Regions from separate parts of the Homo sapiens genome. Here regions 1 and 2 are each linked to region 3. A link is a loop called in an ENCODE intact Hi-C map of the cell type or tissue named here. Cell type or tissue: natural killer cell. All regions are shown on one strand.

Region 1 (8,000 bases), 490 kb before region 3:
GTTTAGAAACTAGAAGATGACAAAGTTTACCAAGTACTTTAAATATCATTTAAGTTGACCAAGTTTAAATATCGTGAACTTATTTTTAACCCTAAACAACATAAATTTTTCCAAAAACATTTGTACTCATCTATATTATTCCTGGTAATTATCCTGCCAGGAAGAAAATTTGGAATGAAAATATTTGAAATCTGGAATTAATCAGGCAGCTTACCCATCTAAATTCTGACCATCAAGATAAAGATTTTCAGGCAAAGCTATTCATTCTAATTGGTCAAATTCCAACCAGTTCAAACTATCAAATAAGATGTTATCTTTGTCTTATCCTTACAGAAAACATTAAGTGTATATATTTTATCTCAATTCCAATATTGTCTTCACATGTACTCAATGCCTAACTGAAGATAAATGTTAATAAAACTACGTGGAATGTTAAAAACCCCAATATGTGTTCTTCTTTGCCAATCATGAGAAGTTGCTACACTGTTTATAATTACTCTATGTTTGAAACACAAACATTTGGACATAGTTTCTTTGCCAAATAGGGCTTGCCTGTAAAGATTATATACTGGGATAACTTTATTTGGAAAAGATACAATGATAAGGGCCCATACTATTTTAGTACTTACTAATCTGTTCTTGGTTTTTATTCAACTATGAAAAGTTTACCTAAAAGACAGGAAAAAGTAAGAGATTTTTTAAATTATAGACTACAGATAAATCTAAATTTGAATTTAAAAGGTAATAATGTAACAATGGTAATAAATGTTTAAGGACATTTTAACTTAAAATCATTTAAGGGCAAACCAAACAGAATAATGAACTTATTCTATAGTGTATTAAATTATCTTTATATATAGTTCTAAATGTTTTAATATATACTATACCAACAAATTTAAAATCATAGCTGATGAACAATCAGGAGACAGAAGTCACACTAGTTATTTTATTTATTTTTACCTGTTTTAACTTTATTTGGAAATAATTTCAGACTTATACAAAGTTGCAAATATAGTATGAAGAGTTCCCCAAAACCCTTTTCTCAACTCGTTAACAAATGTTGACACATTGCATAACCATAGTATAACTATCAAAATTTAAAAATTAACATTGATATAATAATATTGATTCATCTGCATCTTATTCACCTTTATCAATTGTCTCACTAATTTATTTACACCGGCCTAACATCTAATCCGGCACTCATCATTGCATTAAGTTTACATTGCTCATTAGTCAGCTTGAGTATGTGTCATACATATTTGGCAAGAGGACCACAGAAATTTGTTGCACCCTTCTCAGTGCCTCATATCAGATATAGGATGACATGTCTCATTATTGGTGATATTACATTTGATAACTGTTAAAATGAGGTTTGCCAAGTTTCTGTCCCGCAATATTAGTATTTTCACTTTTAACTAATAAGTATCTTATGGGCAGATACTTTGAAATATTGCAAATATCCTGTCTCTCATAACACCTTCCCCAACTAATTTTGGTGCACATTGATAATTCTTGACTACAATGATTACAGTGTGTGTCTGCAAACCAAACAAAAAAGGTGATTTTTTTTTGAGATGGGGTCTTGCTCTGTTGCCCAGGCTGGAGTGCAGTGGCATGATCTCAGCTCACTGCAACCTCCACCTCCTGGGTTCAAGCAATTCTCTGCCTCAGCCTCCTGAGTAGCTGGGATTACAGGCACCTGCCCCACCACGCCCAGCTGATTTTTGTATTTTTAGTAGAGACGGGGTTTCACCATCTTGGCCAGACTGGCCTTGAACTCTTGATCTTGTGATTCACCCGCCTCGGCCTCCCAAAGTGCTGGGATTACAGGCGTGAGCCACCGCGCCCAGCCAAAAAGGTGATTTTAATTTCAGTTATTATTTTTGTATTTATATACTGAAATGCTACTATTGAAAATAGTTATTTTTTCCCTCTACTATATATTTATCTATTCATTATTTATAACCCCAGTGCAATCTAATGGATATTTACTTTGGTCTATGGGCTATAAAACATTACTATCAGCAAGGCACAGTGGCTCACAGGTAACATAGCAGAACTCTGTCTTTAAAAACAAAAATGAAAACATTACTAGCACCATTATTTTGTGGCTAAAAATGTTCCAGATTTGGCCACTGGTTGCTTTTTGAAGTCGATTCCCAAGCGCCTTTGACATGGCATCATCATTTTAAAGTACTTTCTTCGTTTCTGGAACTATATGATTGATGTTTCAGGCTCATTCTGTGCTTTCTCCTCTTACCTCAGACCTAGAATCATCTATTTCCATTTATTGGAAAATGGTATTTATAAATGAATATCTCAGCATTACATTTGCACACTGTTTTTTAGGGACAATTCTTTTAAGAATAATCTAAGCCTGAAAATAAATATATGTAAGCACATACATGCATACACAGTTAGACCCATAGCCAACTGTATATATTTAAATTAAAAAAAAAAAACAAAAAAGAAAAACCACCATGACTACATATTGGTCTTTTTGGTTCCAGTACAATTCCACAAGGGTCATCCTGGCTTTGCCTCCTTCCTTATTTTAATGCCTGCCCCATCCAGCAAGAAATCAGCTTTCATTATCCAGAATATATTTACTGGTTTGAATCAAGTATAGAAATCTGATGTCCTTTAACACTCCCTTTATCTCCTCCAATCATAATTGTCTTAAACATTTTTTATACATTTTAAATCATGTCAGTGGTATAATTTTTGTTTCAACCATGAAACATAATTTAATACAAGAGAATAAGGGAACGTATTTGCACATATTTTTGCTCTTTCCATAGTTTTCTTCCCCCTTGGTATTCAAAGATTCCATTTTTTACATTTTCTTTTGGTTGAAATAACTTCCTCTAGCTATTCTTTTTGGTCTGCTGGTTACACATTTTCAGTTTCTCTGTATCTGAGAATGCCTTGATTTTTCCTTAGTTCCTGAATAATATTTTTCCTGAATGTAGGATTTGTGGTTAAATGCTTTCTGTCAGCACTTGAAAAATGTTGAGCCACATGCTTTCTGGCTTCCAAGATTTTTGATGAGAAGTCCACTGTCATTTAAGTTGACTCCTTTTAGGTAAGGTATCTTTTCTCTCTCATGGTTTTTCAAGGTTTTTTTCGTTGTCTTTAGTTTTCAGAAGTATGACTATGATGTTCCTTGGTGTGGATTTCAATCTATTCTGTTTGGTATTCACTCAGCTTTTTGAAAATGTATGTTTATGTCTTTTGGCAAATTGGGAAAGTTTTCTGCCATTATTGTTTTGAGCAGTTTTTCAGTCGTTCCCTGTTCCTCCTCTCCTTATGGAAATCTGATGACACAAATGTTAGAGCTTTTGTTATAATGCCACAGATCTCTGAGGGTCTGTTCAAGTTTTTTTTCAGTCTACTTGTTTCCCTGTTTTTCAAATTAGGTTTCTATTATTCTATCTTCAAGTTCAATAATTATTTTTGTCCCATCCATTCTAATGTTGATCCCATTTTTTTATTATTTTATTTTTTATTTATAAAGTTTTCGTTTTATTTTTCTTTACATCTTTCATTTTTTGCTTACAGTATTATTTCATGGGTGTTTGTAATTGCTCATTAAAAATTTTCTGATGGTTGCTTTAATATCTTTTTCAGATAATTCCAAACCCTCTGTTACCTTGATGTTGGCATCTGTCACTTGTCTTTTATTATTCTATTTGAGATCTTCCTATGTCTTCATAAGAAGGGTAGTTTCTATTGAATCATATATTTTGATTAATATTGTATGGATCTCTGGATCTTATTTAACCTTCTATTTTAGCTGTCTTCTTTTGATACCACTCCAGCAGTAGAAAAAGGAATGCTGCCTCTTTACTAGGTTAAAAGTTTAGGTTCCCCAGTCTGACTTTAATGACACACAAGTTTGTGGGGAGCTCCTTGTTACTCATGGATGTGGTGACAATTCCGGCTCTCAACCAAGCAGTCACTGATACCTCTCAGGCTTGCTGGAACAGAAACTGTTTGTTACTTCCCCTCTGTGGCTTCCACTGACACCACAGAGAGGGTGGCCTCATTACTGCTGGGTGGTGGTGAAAGTCTTGATTCACCTCAAGACTTGCTCTAACACTCCAGCAAGTAGAGGACAGGGCAGCTTATTATTGCCAGATAGGAAGGGCAGTCCACCCTTTCAGGAATATTTTAAAATTTATCTTATATAGGTTTGCCTATTTCTCATTTAGTTTATCCTAAATTTTTACTCTTCTTTCTTGCCAATATAAGTGAAGTTTTCCTTACCATTATAACACCAAATTCATTATTTTTGTGTGTATGAAAGCTATTAATTGGCTTCTGAGTTTCTTTGACATGGCATCATCATTTGTAAGTACTTTCTTATTTTTTGGAACTATATGATTCCAAAAATTTAATTTAATAAACTAATTTTATATTCAACTATCTTATTGGAGACTATGAGTATCCTTGCCTTGTTTCTTATCTTAGTGGAAATAGGTCTTGTTTCCCCATTAAGTAATAAACTTTAGAACTAAATATAGGCATCATACCACACCAAGAAAAGTTTTCTATTACCTTGAGTCTTTTTAAAAAATCAGGAATGAGTGGAATTTGGGGAGACTTTTTTGGCATCTATGAAGTTTTTTTTGGTATGTTATTATTATGTGAGATATAATAGACTTACTTGAAACAACCTTGAATTCCTATAATATATTCAACTTGGTAATAGCGTATGATTCTCTTAATGTGACTTTGAATTCTGTTTGCTAATATAATATTTAGTATTTTGCATCAATATTAATAAGATATATTGATCTTCAATATTTCTTTCTTGTAATATCTTTGTCAGATTTGGATGCCAATGATATATTTGGTCTACAAAAATAATTAGAGAAGTTTTCATTCATCTTCACATCTCTGGGAGAGTTTACAGCACACTGAACTAGCCAGAGACAAGTAAACTAGAGTCATTAAAATTACAACAATTAGGTTGACCTAAGTCCCAGTAGTGAAATTGGGCCAAGAAGAATATTATAGAAACCCGACCAGAATCAGCAGTATTCCAGGAAGACAGGAAAATCTCGAGCTTATCTGGCTAAAACATTGAAAAAAGCATTAAGTACTTGTTTGAAGTAAGGATTTCTTAATGATGTAGATTATCAATATTGTGGCAGCTCATATCTCCTTGGTTGATCGTCCTATATTTATATTAACCAGTTTACACTGAAAAACATGATTTGATTAGATGAGACTCTGAAAAAGGTGAGAACAGCTTTTCCTTTTCTATCCGAGAACTTTTAGTATTTGCATACAAAGTTAGGGTCATATCTTCTGAACAGATAATAGGTAAAAACTCTCAGATTTCTGCTTTAATTTATAATATTGGACATAATAACAAAGGTATAAGCAAAAACTGCAACCAAACACGTAATGCCTTTCTTAATATCCATTCGCTTCATGGGTCACATCAAACATACTGACAGTGGGATTTACTAACTTTACTAAACATCATTTTCATCATGTATAAAATGGAAAAACTACCAATCTACTTTATTTATTTATTTAGAGACCTAGTCATGCTCTGTCGCCCAGGTTGGAATGCAGTGGCATGATCTCGGCACACTGCAACCTCTGCATCCCGGTTCAAGTGATTCTCTCATCCCAGCCTCCTGAGTAGCTGGGATTACAGGCATGCGTCACCATGCCTGGCTAATTTTTTTTTTTTTTTTTTTTTTTTGTATTTTTAGTAGAGATGCGGCTTTGCCATGTTGGCCAGGCTGGTCTTGAACTCCTGGTCTCAAGTGATCCACCCACCTCAGCCTCCCAAAGTGCTGGGATTACAGTCATGAACCACTGCACCTGGCCCTATCTACTTTAAACATGAAACCTGAGATAATTTGTGTGAAAGCAGTTAAAAATATTTAGCTTACGGCAAGTTCTCACTATGCTATTGTCTAACATTCTTAAATAATCAAAGTCATTTAACATTCTTAAATAATCAGTCACCAGTTTTAGGTGAGGGTGGTGGAGGTGGGTAGTGATTACAATGGAAAAGCTCTGTATTAAGTGGTTTCCAGCCACTTGTCCCTTCTGAGATCTCTGAATGCTATAAGCCAAGTTAATATCTTCCCCTCCTCTAAGCTCGAAGCAGGAAATTGGAGTTTTCTTTGGCGAATCTGGCCTAGGAAAAGTGACTCACAAATACCAACATGTGTGGGCTTTGCAATAAAATATTTACATCCGCATTTGATTATTTTACTATGTAGACATGAAAACCACCTGTTGAAATGTTTTGCCCTACTCCAAACAAATGCCCCAATGTAACATTTTAGCACTTCATTCTTTTTTTTTTTTTTTTGAGACGGAGTCTCGCTCTGTCGCCCAGGCCAGAAGTGCAGTGGCACTATCTCGGCTCACTGCAAGCTCTGCCTTCCGGGTTCACGCCATTCTGCCTCAGCCTCCCAAGTAGCTGGGACTGCAGGGGCCCGCCACTGCGCCCGGCTAATTTTTTGTATTTTTAGTAGAGACGGGGTTTCACCATGTTAGCCAGGATGGTCTCGATCTCCTGACCTCGTGATCCGCCCGCCTCGGCCTCCCAAAGTGCTAGGATTACAGGCATGAGTCACCGCGCCTGGCCTAGCACTTCATTCTTAAAAGTGATTGGATGCACAAGGGTTGATAGACATGCAAGAGCCTGAAAGACATACCAATACCAACGAATAAAAAAAAGTAAAAATTGGAGAAAACGGAAGAAATTCTGGAAAGAAAAGAAAATTGTACACAATACCAGCTACTATTAAAATTATTGGGGAAATAAGAAAAATTTATGTTGCATTGAAAAACTAGGATGTAATTTTAAAATCAGAGAACAACAAAAGCCTTATGATTTTCTATTGAAAAATAACTAAAACGGTTAGAAGTTGTCAAAGAATGATAGTAGAAACTAGGTATTATGATAAATATAAAAGAGGAAATAAAAATATTTAAAAATTACCAATACAAGGCATACAAAATCTTCAATATAGAGCATGCAAAATCTAACTACAAGAGGATTCAGAAATAGAAAAAGAAAAAAATAGAAAATTATTAAAGAAGTAATCAAGGAAAACTTCCAAAACTGAGAGCATAAACTTTCAAATAGAAAGGGCTCACTAAATGCTCAGAACAGTAATAGAAGACAAAACCACACCAAGGCAAATTATAGAACCACAAGTAGAAAGAACAGATCCCAAAGACTCCCTAACAGGAGAAAAACGTTTACATACAAAGGAGGAGATTGATTATGATGTTAGAGTTCTCAATAACAACACTAGATGGCAAGCAAAAAGGAAACAACATCATCAACATTCTGAGGAAAAGCTATCTCCAGTCTCAGCTTCAGCACTCCATCAAGCTATTAATTAATCATAAGTATAGATCAAGTTCAGACATGTCAGCTTAACAAAGATCATCTCACTCGCACTCTTTTAAAGGAGGCTGAAAGAAGACGTACTCCCAAGAGAAGCATACCAAGGAAGAAGCCACGGTTTTCAGGAAATAGAAGATACAATATAACAGAGCGACAATGGTTTATGGTAAATGAAAGCTTCAAGATGAAGCTGTGCAACAACGCTCAGAGAAAAATCAGTTTAGGTGAGATTAGACAGGAGAACCCACGAAAAATTTCTCAAAAAAAAAATGCACTAAATAAATTGCCCATTATAGAATTAAGTTTTACATCAGCAGTGAGGAGTTTGTTGATAAATTAGCACTAGGAACAGGGAAAATCAAGCAGAATAAAAACAATTGTTAACTTTACAGGAAACAAAAGAGTGATGTAAAAGCCAGAGAATCATGTTGAAAGACTCAAATTTAAGTAACATAGCTATAGTTTTTAAAATATAAAGATTAAATATTGATCAAACTAAAGTTGTTACATAAGAATATTGAGGCTGCTTTGTCTATGGAGTAGCCATTCTTTTATTCCTTTACTTTCTTAATAAACTGGCTTTCAGAAAAAAAAAAGAAAAAGA
Region 2 (8,000 bases), 93 kb before region 3:
AAGAATCATCATCAGAGTCAAATAAGTACATGATAGAAACATATGTGTAAATTATGTTTCTAACAAAGTCTGCTTAGGTATGAAATTCTTCTTCTGTCATTCTGGTGATTCTAACAATTGCTCAAATGTGCTGTGGAGAACTAGATGCTGAATGTCAGGGTCACTCAAGGCATCAGCAGAAGAAGTGAAAAATAAATATACCCTAAGAGACCTTTGCAGCCCAATAGCAGAACTGTGTCAAGAACTCAGATCTTCCTTTTCCCTATCTCAGGTATCAATACATGTAATTAAAAGATGGTGGGTGGAGCACATATTCATGTCTCCAGATTGACAAAATAGTCTCTGACTCATATACAAGTTCAAAGCTCAATTTTTAAGTTTCCACACCCATACATACATAACTCATTGGATTCTTCTGAGATTATATTAGTCAGGCTCTTTGAGATGACACTAAACAAAGACACAGCAAGTTTTCCCTAAGTGATGGGAGTTTTTCTAAGAAAACACCCAGAAGTAGGTAAACAACAACCAAAAAAAAAAAAAAAAAAAAAAAACAGACACACACACAGAAAAAAACACCTCTCTCTGTAGCAGTCAGATGGATTTCTGCTTCTTCACGTCTCTTCAAGTTGCTAAGCAATATACTATCTGATTAATATATTTCAAAATTCTTTGAAAGAAAATACTCAATTAGGCAGAACTCATTAGAGAAACTTCCTAAAAGGCAGAGTTCTAGATCCAGGCCACCTCCAAGATCACCAAATTCCCAGGTGTCCAGCTAGCTGCTGCGGGCAGTAAATAAGAACCATTAGTGGCTACTTTGCTAAGAAGGGACTATGAAACACAGACACCTAGAGTGACATGGAGTTCAAAACAGTTTAAAGATGGGCTCTGTTTTCAGTTGGTCTGAATTAAATCCTGGATTGACTACATCCAAGCTTATACAGTTAATGAAAGCTATTTGATCTTCCTAAGCCTCTGTAAAAGTAGTATTATGTATCTCATATCTGGTTGCACAGATTAAATGATATAATCCATGCAGAGCATTTAGCAGAGAGATCAGGTATCTTTGCTTAGAAGAGCCATTAAATCATGTTTAACTACAAATCATTTGAATATCATTTGCATACCAATAAAAATCTCAAGGGCATACAAAACTAAACCCACACTTACCATACAATTCAGCCATTGAAGTCCTTACTGTTTACCCAAAGGAGTTGAAAACTTATGTCCATGTACACAAAAACTTGCACACAGATGTTTACAGCAGCTCAATTCATGTTTGCTAAAACTTGGGAGCAACAAAGATGTCCTTCAGCGGGTAAGTGGATAAACTGTGGTACATCCAGACAATGGAACATTATTCAGCACTAAAAAGAAATTAGCTATGAAGCCATAAGAAGACATGGAGAAAACTTAAACACATATTAATAAGTGAAAGAAGCCAGTCTGAAAAGGCTACCTACTGTATGATTCCAAATGTATGATAGTCTGGAAAAGGCTAGGCTATGCAGATGATAAAAAGATGATCAGTGGAGGGATGAATAGTTGGAGCACAGAAGATTTTTAGGGCAGTAAAACTATTCTCTATGATACTCTAATGGTAGAAACATGTCATTATACATTTGTCAAAATTCACAGGATGTACAGCACCTATAAGTGAGCCGTTAATGTAAACTATGGACTGTGGGTGATGATGATGTGTCAATGCATGTTCATCAATTGTACCAAGTGTACCACTCTGGTGGGGATGCTGATAATGGGGGAGGCTGTGCATGTGTGGGTGCAGAGAGGATATGGGATATCTCTGTACCTTTTGCTCAATTTTGCTGTGAACCTAAAACTTCTCTAACACATAAAGTCTACTATAAAAAGCTCAAAGGCCACCAGTAGCCCTTACCCACATAATAGCTGAGTAAACACTGAACTTGAGGGCCTGGAAACCCATGTGAATGCTTTTGTAAAGTAAAAATATTGTCTGCTTGAGGGCGATTTTATTTTTTGGTTCTAAATAAAATTTCTGTATATCGGATTTACTGAAAGTGGGGGTATATTGTAGTAAGTCTAGAGAGTTTATAGGTATGCAAACAAATTCGCTAGCATTTTTTAAAAGTAACATAACACAAATATAGCTAAGGTATATTTATACCTTGTTCTCAACTTACGAAGCCACATCTTCAAGTACCATTACTGTTCAAAGACTCTTTATAATTATTTTTTTTTAATTGAGACAGAGTTTCCCTCTGTCACCCAGGCTAGAGTGCAATGACACAATCTTGGCTCACTGCAACCTCCGCCTCCTGATTTCAAGTGATTCTCCTGCCTCAGCCTCCTGAGTAGCTGGGATAGGTGTGAGACACTATGCCCAACTAATTTTTGTATTTTTAGTAGATATGGGGTTTCACCATCTTGGCCAGGCTGGTCTCGAACTCCTGACCTCAGGTGATCCCCCAACCTCGGCCTCCCAAAGTGCTGGGATTACAGGTGTGAGCCTCGGCGCCCAGCACAAAGACTCTATTCTTTCACAGAACAGAAATAAACAATGAAAGGCCTTTTATAATGAGCCCAGGCATCCACGGGAAAGGCTGTTCTATCTCTGCCCTCACACAGATTGAGAGGTCTATGCAACAAAATGAACAAACTGGGGCTTTGGTGACAGGCCCGGGCATTAATTCCTACCTATTAACTATGTGACCTTAGAGAAATTACTCTCTTCTCAGAATCTCAGTTTCCTCAGACCAGTTGAATCAGATCCTCTGAGATGGGGTACGGGCATCATATTTTTAAACTCCCAGGTGATTCTGACACGAAGTCAAGTTTGAGAGCCCACGCCCTAAAGCTAGTGGTTTCCAAACTGTAGCATGCACCACAATCACCTGGAGGGTGTATAAACCCCTGGCTGCCGGGCCCCACCTCCAGAGTTTCTGATTTTGCAGGTCTGGGGTGGAGCAGGTTTGCATTCCTAACTAGCTTTAGGTGATGCTGGTGCTGCTAGTCTAGGAACTGCACTTTGAGAACCATTGCTAAAAATACACAAATTACTTGTTGTTCCCCTTGCGTGGTATCTATGAATCCTCGTCAACGTTCTGCTCCAAGTTGTTCAAAATCCCTTCTCTCTTAATCGTTCTTTTTCACTCTCAATTCCCACCAATCCTTGGCAGTACGGATGTTCCTCTATGCCCATTAGATACTAATTAGAATAATTTCTACTACAGCACTAAAATCAGGATGTTACATGATATTTACTTATAACCCTGTTGTTCAACCAAGCTTCCAAGTTCCCCTCAGGCAAAAGTCCTGCTCTTTTTATCCCTGACCTTGAGCAAAATGCCTGGCACATAATGGGAGGATAATAAATGGTTGTGTTAAATGTAAATAACTCATTAGCCTATATATATATGTATATATACACGTATATATACGTGTATATACGTGTATATATACACATATATGTGTATATATGTATATATACGTGTATATATGCATACATACATATATATGTATGCATATATATGTGTATATATGTATATATACATATATATGTATGCATATATACGTGTATATATGTATATATACATATATATGTATGCATATATACGTGTATATATGTATATATACATACATATGTATGTGTATATATATGTGTATATATACACACACACACATATGTGTATATATATATATATATATATATACGACACCTAGTTTCAGAGCCATTTCCCTGTGAAAGAGCATCTTGAATTAATAATGGTGCAAACCTCATCCTCATGTATAAGGACCTTTCAGTTCTTTGAAGAAACACATGCAGTGTTTTGCTTTGTAAGAAGAGACATGTATTTTTATAGCCTTATTCTTGTTAATGTCTTTTCACACCTCTGGACCTCAATCTGAACATGTTTGTTCCTGTCAGCCTCCACATACTAAACATGATAACCACAAACACCTAACACTCATTGCACTATGACTAAAAATACCTAATTTTCCAAACAAGTGTTTCTCACTTTTTGCCCAAGATGAAAATAGAGAACAACAATGTGAAGGCTGGCTGTTTTTCGGATCTGCAGTCCAGGCTAGTAAACAGTATGAAAAGCACAATGAGAATGTTTGAATGAGTCCCTATGGGTGCCCTGATGTCTCTGGCCCAACGTCTGTGGAAAAAATGTCTGCTATATAAGGTGGGGGCCAAGAGCATGCTGCTATCCTTTAACCTCAGGGTCTGTTTATAACTTGTTATTCATTATACTGCTAATCTTTACCGGGAGGCCTAGATTTACCGGGAGGCTATCTTTCCATGATATGGTGTCATAAGTCCTGTTGCAGCTTGTTCTGCCCTTCCTTTCAGCAAACATTATTACCAGTGAGCTAAAGGAACAAAAGCATGCAAAAAAATAAAAGGGGGAGATGATGACACTATGTGTCAAAGATGAGTGCAAGCTCTGGAAAACAGTCTTTGATAAAACAGGGTCTTCGTCATAGAGCCCCAAAGGGCTATACATGGAGAACTGTTTTGTTTTGTTTGTTTGTTGTTGTTGGTTTTATGATAGTGGTGGTTGGGAAGAACAAGAGGTCAGAATTGGCTGGTGGAAAACTGTGGGATCTTTGACTCCAGAGTGTAAGGAACTCAGAAAAATGTCAGAAGGAGGGAAGTGCCTGAAATAAAGTGCTAGAAAAACAGGGAGGAAAAAAAAAAACCCAAAAACCTGTTAATATAATGGTCTGATCTTAAGAAAGAGAATGATTCAAGGAAAGAATGTGAGTTTTCCTACTTAATGCAACTGTTTGAAACTCTGCCTATTAAAATGTCTCCTAAAGAGCTTTACCTTCATAATTTTCTTAATACTTTTCCATCTTCTTAATGAATTGTATCTCTGAATCCCAAAGCATGTTTCCCTAATCTAAATGATGCCCAATGCCCCACCTGTAGTTTCTGTTACATGGCAAATAGCTTCTGCATGCTTACTGTGTTTAAAATTCTATAGTAAATAAGAAGCACGTGCATGTGCATGCACACACGTGCACACACACACACACACACACTGGATTCAGTCTCTCTCCTCACACAGCTTTTAGACTGCAAAAGACCTAATAATAAAATTTTGCTTTAAAGATAGATCATTTTTATCATAAAGACATTCAAAATGAAAGTAGACCACATAAGCTAAGCAACTCTCTATGACCTTTGGATATTGAGAGAATAGTGGAGATGCAGAACGACAGTCTCTGTGTGGTGAGTAAATACAGGTTTAGCATCTTAGATCTGAAAATCTGAAATCCAAAATGCTCCCAAATCTGAAGTTTTTTGAGCACTGATGTAACACTTAAAGAATATGCTCATACAACCTGTAATGCTTCAAAGAAGCATCCAGGATTCATCATTCTCAGTGAGAATCTAAATCAGTGGAGCTAGAAAGAACAAGAATTTAAATTATTACTTTAGAGTCATGTAAGGAGATAAATTTACAAGGAGTATTTCTATGCATGTTCTTCATTTTCGTAATTTGGATCAGGGTAAAAAAATTAGAGAAAGAATTGCTAAAAACTTTTTTAAAGAAGACATAATCCCTATGTCATTGCTTTGTAGAAAATAGAAATAATATTTCTGCTCTCACTTAAAACAATCACTCTATTTTTCTTAAGTCTGATTATCACAAAGTATGGTATCATCAACAGATTCAAATCTGTAACACCAAAATATGTTGTAAAAGCCATTTTCTGCTCATTAGAAATTATCTGCCCATGTAGCTCTTTGTAGAATTGTGCTCTTCTCTTAAACCATCTAATTTACCTTCCATTCACCTCTGAAAATGGGTTTTACACATTTCCGTTTTACTTTTAGGGAATACCTGCCTCACTTTGATTATCATGCCGCACCTTAAGTCTAGTAATTCTTTTAAAATTCAACCAAGACTTAGTATAGCGTGCCCTGTTACACTCTATGTTGAAGTATATCATACCATATATAGCAAGTAGTCAAGAGTGGGTTTATCAAAACAGAACAAAAAAAATTTCTCCTTGTTATTTTAGGGTATCTCAAAAATGTGCCTCAAAGCATTAACCCATGGCTTAATTAATGCATGATTTCCTCTTTAAAATTAGAAACAGGAATAAACAGTGCAGCTTAATAATTTTCATTTGCTCTTCTTTTCCAAGCATTCTAATTAAGGCCTGGTTCTGAGACCTGATTAAGCAGCTCCTACATCTGACTGCAGTTTGCAGTTATCCCCACAAGGCAGGATCTCAAGCTTATTTTGAGTGAATGGGAACAGTCTAGGAAGGAGCAAGATGACGGGATGTACTGTGAAAGGAGGAGTTACTCGGTTTGGATTTTGCTCTTGTATTTAGAATTTGCCATGTGCATTGCAGAGTGCAACAACTCCATTTAATAACAAATGTCAAAAACATCAGTCTCAGTCAAAAAACATTAGTTTATTGGAGCACTTTGTCAGGAGTATGTTGTTTTCGTTGCTTTTTTATTTGGCTTCTTTGAACCAAATGGTGTAAGAACAATATATGCTTTATTTTTCATTTTATATTAAGAAAATGTAAATGAGGTCTGTGGTTTCACTATCCAGTGTTCTTAATCTCTTGGATTCACTGTAATCATGAAATTCATTTGAGGTATATTTTTGATGGCTTTCATGAAAAAATGTGAAGAAAAAAACAGTAATTATCAAACATGAAAAATTTTAAAATTATATTGTAATTTGAAGATAACAGCCCTAAAGTACTTAAATATTCCAGAATATTTTTAAATATTGAAAAAGTTGCACTGTAATATAGACAGTATTCGTTAAATGTTTCTAATATTCAGAAAATAGATATCTAAGTTGTCCTTTGTAACACAGGAGTAAAAGTCAAAACTCCTGTTAGGCAGGGTAAAGTCAATGTTTTAGAAGCTATATAGATGTCCACCACCACCACCACCTTCATTTTAAAAAATATATTTTAGCTATGAAGGTGTCAGGCAAAGGGACTACCATAAGTTTAATTGAGTAGAGTGCAAACCTGAGAAATTGAGAGCTGGGCTTCATTCTTTCTCTATAATTTACCACTGCTCTTATATTCTCTGCATTAAACTTTGTGCCTCCTCCCTACCGATTTCATTTTCCTGGGGTCATGTTAACTCATCCCAAGAAGTCACTTAACTAATTCATCAAATAAATTAATTCAGAATGTTTCACAGTCTCTCCCTTACCATCCCTATTGCCAAAAGCCCACACCAGACCAATAATGCCTTTGCTTCAGTATTGTGCCCCCATGTGTTCTTAGTGCTTCCGCCTTCTCTCTCCACACCCACCTAAATGGTGGAATCACATTGCTCTTCTTTCTCAACACTTGGTTTACATTATTCCCCAGTTTAAAAACTTCAGCGACATCCAGATCACTGGGGACCTTTAAATTCTATATCTCTTGCTGCCTCTGAGCCTTTTTTTTTTTTTTTTGAGATAGAGTCTCACTCTGTTGCCCAGGCTGAAGTGTAATGGCACGATCTCAGCTCACTGCAACCTCCGCCTCCCGGGTTCAAGCAATTCTCCTGTGTCAGACTCCCGAGTAGAGATGGGGTTTCACTGCGTTGCCCAGGCTGGTCTCAAACTCCTGAGCTCAGGCAATCCACCCGCCTCGGCATCCCAAGGTGCTGGGATTACAGTCATGAACCCCCATGCCCGGCAAGCCTCCCTTCTAAAATGACCTTCTCCATTACTGTTTGCTTACACAAATCCTAGAGACACTTGGAATCACCAGTAGGTCTTGTCAAACACCAGTTTTAATTTCAGTGGGTTTGTGATGGAGCCTGAGATTCTGCTGTGATGTTGTTGCTGGTGGTACATGGACAAAACTTGGAGGAAAAAAGATTTAGATAACTCTTTTTGTCAGAGAAATACTGGTCTCTGACAAGGGCTCGTGTGCAGGGCCAGTAAAGAGAACTATATACAGATTTTATTGTATATAGATACCATAATATATCTATGTCTGATTGAATGAGGTTAATGAATCAGGTT
Region 3 (8,000 bases):
TTATTAAAACATCCCAAAAGCCAAATAGACTGGTTGCTGGCACAAAGTTAATTTAAAGAGCTGAGGTAGAAAGATTACAGAACTGGAGAGCAATGAGAGCCACTTTCTGAGGAAAATTGAACAACCAGGAAAATAGTGGAGGTTTCATAACTCTGCTTAAAGCCATGCAAATGAATGGGGCTTATTAAATATTTCTGGCACACAGTCCTTTTGAATTGTGCCATATAAAAAGCAGCATTAGCAATGACTTACTAATATAAAAATCTATATGAGAGATATTAGCAAGAACTTACTAATCATTAGAGTTAGAAGCTGCTATGTTGAGGCTGCTATATGGTTATATTAACAACTGCCTATTCTATTTCACAGAAGTCATTTCTATTTGATTTCTTAAAGTCTGCTTTAGGTAAAAAAAAAGTTCAAGATTTTCACGTACATGTTCATTGTTTTCTAAGTCATCTCTTAATGGGCTAGATTTGATTATTTCATTCAAAGAAATCCTAGACCGCTCTGCCTGACTTTCAACAAAGGGTTCAAGTAGCAACACGCGGGAGTTAGTTGGTGACCTTCCAGTTAACCTCTACTGGGCTCTCTCTGTGGCACTGCTTGATGAGGACCATGGATATTTGCTGACTCTCAGGTAACAGGTTATCCAGCTGCTGTTTTAAGCCTGATCGTTCCACTAGTTCATCCTATAAAAAAATTCAGGGGCCGTCAGCAGGTGGATTTAAGTATTGCAATGAGTTTAACAGGTTTGAAAACACATTCTTTAGCTTGTGCATTATTACCTCTTACTCGAATTCTTTTTTTGCTTTATAGAAAAACCTCATTTCAATAAAATTATGACAGACAATTTTGCCTCTATCCAGGAAGAAAACTGGACTACCTTGAATTTCATAAAGATTTTATATATTCTATATGTGCAGTTGGCATTTTTATGTCCTTTTTAGCAGTTTAGAAAAAGCTCCACCAATATTCTCAAGTCCACCTAGCTAGTAAGTGAAAGAACAGAAACTTGGACTCAGGTATTCTGAGCAAGTCCATCCACCAAGCTTTCCTCCTTTACTCAAAAAATAATAACGACCACTACATTTGCATAACACTTGGAAATACCGACAGCATTTCACTTGCATGATCTCATTTGATCTTAAAAGTGTAGTAAGTGTGCAGTAAGCAGGATAAGGTATTGAGGCTCCATTTTACAGATGTGGAAACCAAGACCCTAGGCAATGATAGTGGGAGGGTTAAATGATTTACCTAAGATCAAACAACTTTCAAGTGGCAAAGTCAAATCTAGAAGCCAGGAACTAGAACTCTGCATTCACATCATAGTCTAGCTCTACAACAATAGCTTATTCATTGTTTTTCATTCAAATTCTTCCTCAGTTTATCTAATTAAATTTTTGATAAACAGATTTTCCTCCATGAGGAAAAAAACTGAACTACTTTGGATTTTATGAGGATTTCAGAATACTTTTATAGGGAAAAAGCTTCTGTTGTACAGCTGCTTTTGACAAAATCCAGAATAATAAATTCTGCAGTGATTGTGGCTGTGGTGATGATGATAATGATGATGATAAAAAATAAATGTCAATTATTTCCAATGTGTTGTTAATTCAGCTTTAGCTTTTCAATGACGAAAATTCATATCCACCTTGTTTATAATGTTAGCGTATTTTTTTTATTTTTAAGAGAATTAATGATTTTATTGTGAGCATTATGGATTAACATTTGAGAGGTTTCTTTTAACCATCTATTAAGTTTTTACTTTAAAAATTATTCAGAAAAAAATTATAATAAAATACTTTGTAAGCATAGAAAGGGTCATTCAACATGTATACACTCATTTCATTTTTGACATGGAGAGTAAATAAAAGTTATTTTTAAATGGATTGTTAAATATTGTGTCAGAACAGTTGCTACTTAATTTCTCACTATAATGAAAAAAATATTGTGTACTTTGGTTCTAAGCAGTATAACATAGAAATCTAAACATTCTTGAAAGATGCCTGATTCAGTAGGAAGAGAGCAGATAGATTGTCTGCATTGAACAATAATACAACTGTGATTTAGAGATTTAAAAAATTCTCTGCAAATGTTAACATTAGTCAATATGAAGGCATTCACAGAAAGATAATGAGGAGATTACATTCCTTCTTTTTTAGAAAGTAAGCTTCTTGTAAAAATGAATTTTATTTCTACTGAAAAGGGTTGTGTGTGTGTGTGTGTGTAAATGGTAACACTTTGCCAACTACTGGGTGCAATTCATGTGTATAGCATCTTTAAAATTATTACCCCATTAGAGAGTTAAAATTATATCAATTATTTGGTTTCATTTAGCCTTTAGTGTTTGATTACTAGACAATAGAGCTTCATGGATAATAAAAATGAAATTTCCAATAAAAAATTAAAAAAACCTCTAGCTGTGCCAAAGTTCTGAGGGTTTCAAGTTATACAACAAAGCCACTGGCTTTCAAACAGTGCCACAACTCCAGCACCTTGTGCCAGATATTACATTTACTCAGGGTCATTTGGACAAAAGTAATGAAAAATATTAAAGCAATGTTTACATAGCAGATATGCAATAGCAATCATGTTATGTACATTGGTGATAAGAGTAAGAATTGGATTGTTTGGGAGAAAAGTGACATTTTCTCTTAAGTAGTGGAAAATTACCAGTATGCAGTATGTTGGCATTTTCTACTTAACTTTATTCCTTTATTTTTTTTTCATGCAGCTCCACTGTAAACCATTATGATAGTTATCATAATACATATGCACACATACAAATACATATAATCAGAAATGTTTTCTAGAAGTGATCTGAAAGCCAAAGAAATATGGTGATAAACTATAAATTATACCTTATTCAGTCTATTTCTATGATGAGATAAAAGGGCAAAGTGTGTGAGCAGTAATTATGCACAGAAAATGCTTATTAGGTGCCCTCAAATGGCAGACCACTATCCAGTCTTACTCTTCCTGGTCTTACTCTAACAAATTGTATAGGATTCTAATTGCAAGTGAGTATTGCTCAGTTCATCTTAACAATATATCATAAGCCTGAGCTCCACCAATAGGTTCAAGCTGAGAGATGTCTTGTGGCCCCACATGTGGTTTCCTTTGAAAACCACTGAGCTATAGCTGCCCCTGAAACACCTCTATGTTTGCTTCATCTTAGTGATAGCTTTTCTTTATTAGTTTATTCAGCAACCATGTAGTTGGGTCCTTGATTTCCCATCCAACACATCTTTTTGTCCCCTTCTTTAGCTCCTGACACCTTATTTCTTATTCCCAAACTGAGTATCATTTCCCCATATAAAGGGCTCTACGTAATTATTAGTCCCCAGTCCAACCCACAAAAGCCTAAGTAATCCATGGTATACCTAAAAGTTGTATTTCAACTACTCTCAAGTATACTCGGAGTTTTCTTTCCCTTGGGAAAATACTGAATTCTCACTAGAGGAGCAAGCAAAGGACGTCTTCCCAAGATTCTAACAGAAACCTTTACCTACTCCTTGAACAGAGAGAAATGGAACTAACCTTACTGCCTTCATTGTTGCCACAGTCATTTTACACAGATTATGTCACCAAATTTTACACAGATTATCTCATTTTCTCGAAGATATTACACAGATTTTACAAATGGGGAAACTGAGTGCCAGAGAGCACAAAGCAAAAAATGGAGTAAGTGATCAAGTCGGGATTTACACCGGTAGCAGTCTAACTTCAGAGTTTGTGCTCCATCCTGCCTTTCAAAAGAAAATCCCGCGGTCCAAGTCTATTACTGCTTGGGTGTTCTAAGTGAGGAACAAAGAAAAATTAGTCCCTTAGAGAAAGAATCCTATTCCCCAAAATCCACATGTTGAAGCCCTAACCTCTTGTACGTCAGTACACAGTATGTTGGAGTTTTATACTTTATGTTACATAAAAAAGACTTCAGAATATGACTGCATTTGGTGATATGGTCTTCAAAGGGGTAATTAAGTTAAAATGAGGCCATCAGGAGAGGGACCTTAGAAAAAAAACCACCTTGATCTTGGACTTCCAGGCTCCACAATTGTAAGAAATAAATTTCTGTTATTTAAGTCACCCAATCTGTGGTATTTTGCCATGACAGCCCTAGCAAACTAACCACAGTTCTCATGGTAAACACCACTGGATCTCCTACCCATTCACGTGGGATGAGTTATCTTGAGGCCATTGTTGGGCTCAAGGCTCATTAATGCAATTCCTTTTCTCCCCTAGGCTTGAGGTATGATTTCTATAGAGCTTTTTATATTAACCAAATCAGGATAACTTATATTAAATCTTCAAGTATTTTCTTTAGGCACAGGAGACCATATCAATGCGCAGGACTAGAAATAGGGATACAAAATAAACAGGAGAGAGATGTCTACAGCATGCCTGATGTCTTTGGCACACTCTTGGTCTGTGAGCCAAGCATCACAGGGCTTAGCTTAGCACACCCCAAGGCTTAGTGCTAAGCTAAGACTTCGGGTGCTACAATAAGGACAGGCATTGGAGCTGAGTTCCTAAGCATGTGAAAAAATTGAACATACTTTATTAGTCTAATACTTTATAGTACAGCATAGTAGTTAAGAATGCAAACAGGAGATACACTGCCTGGCCTTAAATCTGGGATCCTTCACTTAGTAAGTGGGACATTCAGCAAGTTATTTAAACTTTCTGCACCTCAATTTTTTACGTCTTAAATAGAAGGGTTGTTATGAGGATTAACTCAGTTAATGCATTTAAAGAGTTCCAATACCTCTAGCACATAGTAAAGGCTCAATATATTTTAATATTATTGCTTTTGGTACAGAGGCACAACATTTTCAGGTTTGTTTCCTTTTTTTTAATTACGTATCCACCTATATGAACAGAGCAGAATTCGTATTTTTGTGACATCTGATTCCATTAAATGAATATAGATATAGAGCTATTTCTGCTATCAAAAGATTTGGTGTATTCAAAAAGTTTCTATAAATGGTGATTGTTTTATTCAGAAACTAGGTGTTTAGCTTTCCAATATATTGTCAATCTGTCATTCATTTAACAGTCATTCATTATGCATTTACTACATGCTAGGCAATGCTATAGGCAATGTAAACGCAAGAGAGGATAGCACAAGTCCTGTTCTTGGAGTTTGAATTGCGTAGTCTAATGGAAGAAATAGATATGAAAACAAATAATTATAAATATGCATCTAATACATTTAACCAACACTTAGCAGATTTTCAGTATTTACTAAATGAATGAATGAGTGCTTGAATAAAGTCATATAATGGGAGAAAAAAAAATCAGCAGAAGAAAAGAAACATTTAGAGGGAGCAAATAACTCAGCCTAAAGAATTAAGCAACACTTCACAGAGAATGTAATATTTGAATTAATTTTTTTTTTTTTTGAGACGGAGTCTCGCTCTGTTGCCCAGGCTGGAGTGCAGTGACATGATCTCAGCTCACTGCAAGCTCCGCCTCCTGGGTTCACGCCATTCTCCTGCCTCAACCTCCCGAGCAGCTGGGACTACAGGCGCCCGCCACCATGCCCGGCTAATTTTTTTTTATTTTTATTTTTTAGTAGAGACAGGGTTTCACCGTGTTAGCCAGGATGGTCTTGATCTCCTGACCTTGTGATCCACCCACCTCAGCCTCCCAAAGTGCTGGGATTACAGGTGTGAGCCACCGCGCCCAGCCTTGAATTAATCTTAAAGTGTATCCATTAAAAAGTATTATTAAATAAGAAATTTCTTTTTCCTTTTTTGAGACAAGGTCTTGCTCTGTCACCTAGGCTAGAGTTCAGTGGCATGATCACAGATCACTCCATCCTTGACTTCCTGGGCTCAAGTGATCCTCCCACCTCAGCCTATCAGGTAGCTGGAACTGCAGGCATTGTACCAACATTCCTGGCTAATTTTTTATTTTTAGTTTTTGTGGAGATGGAGTCTCACTACGTTGCTCAGGTTGGTTTCCAACTCCTGAGCTCAAGTGATCCTCCCACCTAGTCCTCCCAGAGTACTGGGATTACAGGCATGAGCCACTGTACCCAGCCTAAATTAGCAATTTCAACATGCAGAAAGAGGAAATCTTTACAAAAGCATTAATTCCTCATTGGAAACCCTCTGAACAAATGAAAAAATTTCAATTCTTTTATATATATATATATATTTAAAATCAGTGATGTAGTAGAATCTGCTTGTCTCTGCCCTCAGCATATATTTGATGGATATGTCAACATTTTAGAAAAACTCTTTGTTTTAGCTCTGCATCATCTTTATCACCAGACTTGCTGCCCTTTGTCAGAATGAGGTGGGTCTGAGGCTCAGCGATGCACAACGTGACCAACACCACAACCAGGATAGGAACCACCATGCCCAGGTCTCCCCTTTACCCACAGTGTCCTATGGTGGCTGGTGTGCTGCTGGATTCAGCTCAGGACTGACTTTGGAACCACCTGAGAAGCGGCCAGAATCTATTGCCACATAGACAGTGCCCTATGCACAGCTGTCAATTCAACAAAGAGCCACTTAGTTTAAGTATGGCAGATCCAAGATGAATGGATGGCATCCTGTTTGGACAGCTGCTGCATTAAGGCCTGTGGATGAAAGAAAATATGACATCTACTACAAAAGATATCATTTGGGAAGAAATTTCTGAGAACTGCTTTCTGCTAGGACTTCAAACCATGTAATATGCAGCTCCAAACACAGTAATCACTGTGTAACTATAAACCTTGATGATCCAATGCTTAGAAATGCCCTGGTTATTATAATGGGCTTTGAAATATAATGCAGCATGGCCAATATCCCACAATGTTCCATGCACAATTATGTATCAACCTTGTTTTTATGGATGGAAACCTATTAGAGAAAATAAGGGGGGGCCGGGTATGGTGGCTCACGCCTGTAATCCCAGCACTTTGGGAGGCTGAGGTGGGCAGATCATCTGAGGTCGGGAGTTTGAGACCAGCCTGGCCAACATGGTGAAACTAAATACACAATTAAATTGTCCCATAAGGCTATTTCATATTCTTTTTTTTCTCCACTCTACTAAAAATACAAAAATTAGCTAGGCATGGTGGTGGGCGCCTGTAATCCCAGCTACTCAGGAGGCTGAGGCAGGAGAATTGCTTGAACCCAGGAGGCGGAGGTTGCAGTGAGCTGAGATGGTGCCACTGTACTCCAGCCCGGGTGACAGAGCTAGACTCTGTCTCAAAAAAAAAAAAAAAAGAAAAGAAAGAAAAGAAAAGAAGGGAAAAAACAATGTGTTTTTCTGATGGAATTAAAGTAGGGGGCATCACTTGGTAGATCCAAATTACCCCTAAAGAATGGCCCCAAACTGAGACAAGGAAATCCTGGGAGGCCTCATAGTACACTCAAACTAAATTACATCTGCGTGTGATTGCTCATCTAAGCCTAGTATGAGGGATCCAACATTTCTGGATGCAAAACGTATTCTAAGTGCACTGGTGTTATTAGTGCACGATAGTAACTAATAGTTTAATGGTGGCTTAAACAACACTGGCCCACAAGACAGAAACGGGCTACAGGGTAGATAGATGCCAAGCTAGGTATACTAAGATGAGTTGTGTTTGCTCTTTAATGAGGAGTAGCATTCAAAGGAAAAAGATGTATTAACTAGAAGAGAAGGAATGCTCTTTTGGGAAGAAGGCAAAGGGGATCAGCCTGGGAAGATAATGAGGCATTAGCAAAGTGGGTTAGGCAGACTCAATAAATAACACTGGACACTGCTAAAATCCAATGTTGGAAATGGGTCTGTGCTGGAACCCAACGTAGCCTCATGACTAATTCAAATGAAAACTGAAGTGGGCATGAGGCGATGGCCTTCTATTCTAGCTGCTGAGGTTCCAGGGGCACACCTGTGTGAGTCCTATGGCTCCCCAAACATGTGGAAGTTCTCTGGGGACACTTGTAATTTACACAAATAGGACTGTTCTCACATCTGTAACTGGTTGATATTAAAATATATCCCACGAGACA

Evidence for each region. Hi-C counts contacts between places; a loop is a spot of excess contacts. Peaks named below come from ENCODE experiments on the same cell type or tissue, not always from the same donor. Only the 100,000 strongest peaks of a DNase experiment are listed, where the experiment ranks them.
Region 1: a loop joins it to region 3, with 5 times the contacts of the local background. A loop is called at or near these places in 2 of 110 quality-filtered maps.
Region 2: it touches region 3 in a loop (13-fold over the local background); 2 of 110 quality-filtered maps call a loop at or near these places.

The regions. Positions count from the first base shown.
Region 1 is chr13:80,869,784-80,877,783 of GRCh38, reverse strand. No RefSeq gene overlaps it. Among named protein-coding and RNA genes, the nearest start is that of LINC00377, 140 kb to the left of the region's middle. RefSeq lists enhancers at 4,006-4,085, 5,970-6,470, 6,471-6,971. In natural killer cell, no CTCF peak of the experiment used is centred here; a DNase peak (open chromatin) is centred at 3,983.
Region 2 is chr13:80,474,167-80,482,166 of GRCh38, reverse strand. No RefSeq gene overlaps it. Among named protein-coding and RNA genes, the nearest start is that of SPRY2, 140 kb to the right of the region's middle. In natural killer cell, no CTCF peak of the experiment used is centred here; a DNase peak (open chromatin) is centred at 3,916; H3K27ac peaks cover 818 bases.
Region 3 is chr13:80,381,312-80,389,311 of GRCh38, reverse strand. No RefSeq gene overlaps it. Among named protein-coding and RNA genes, the nearest start is that of SPRY2, 44 kb to the right of the region's middle. In natural killer cell, no CTCF peak of the experiment used is centred here; a DNase peak (open chromatin) is centred at 3,111.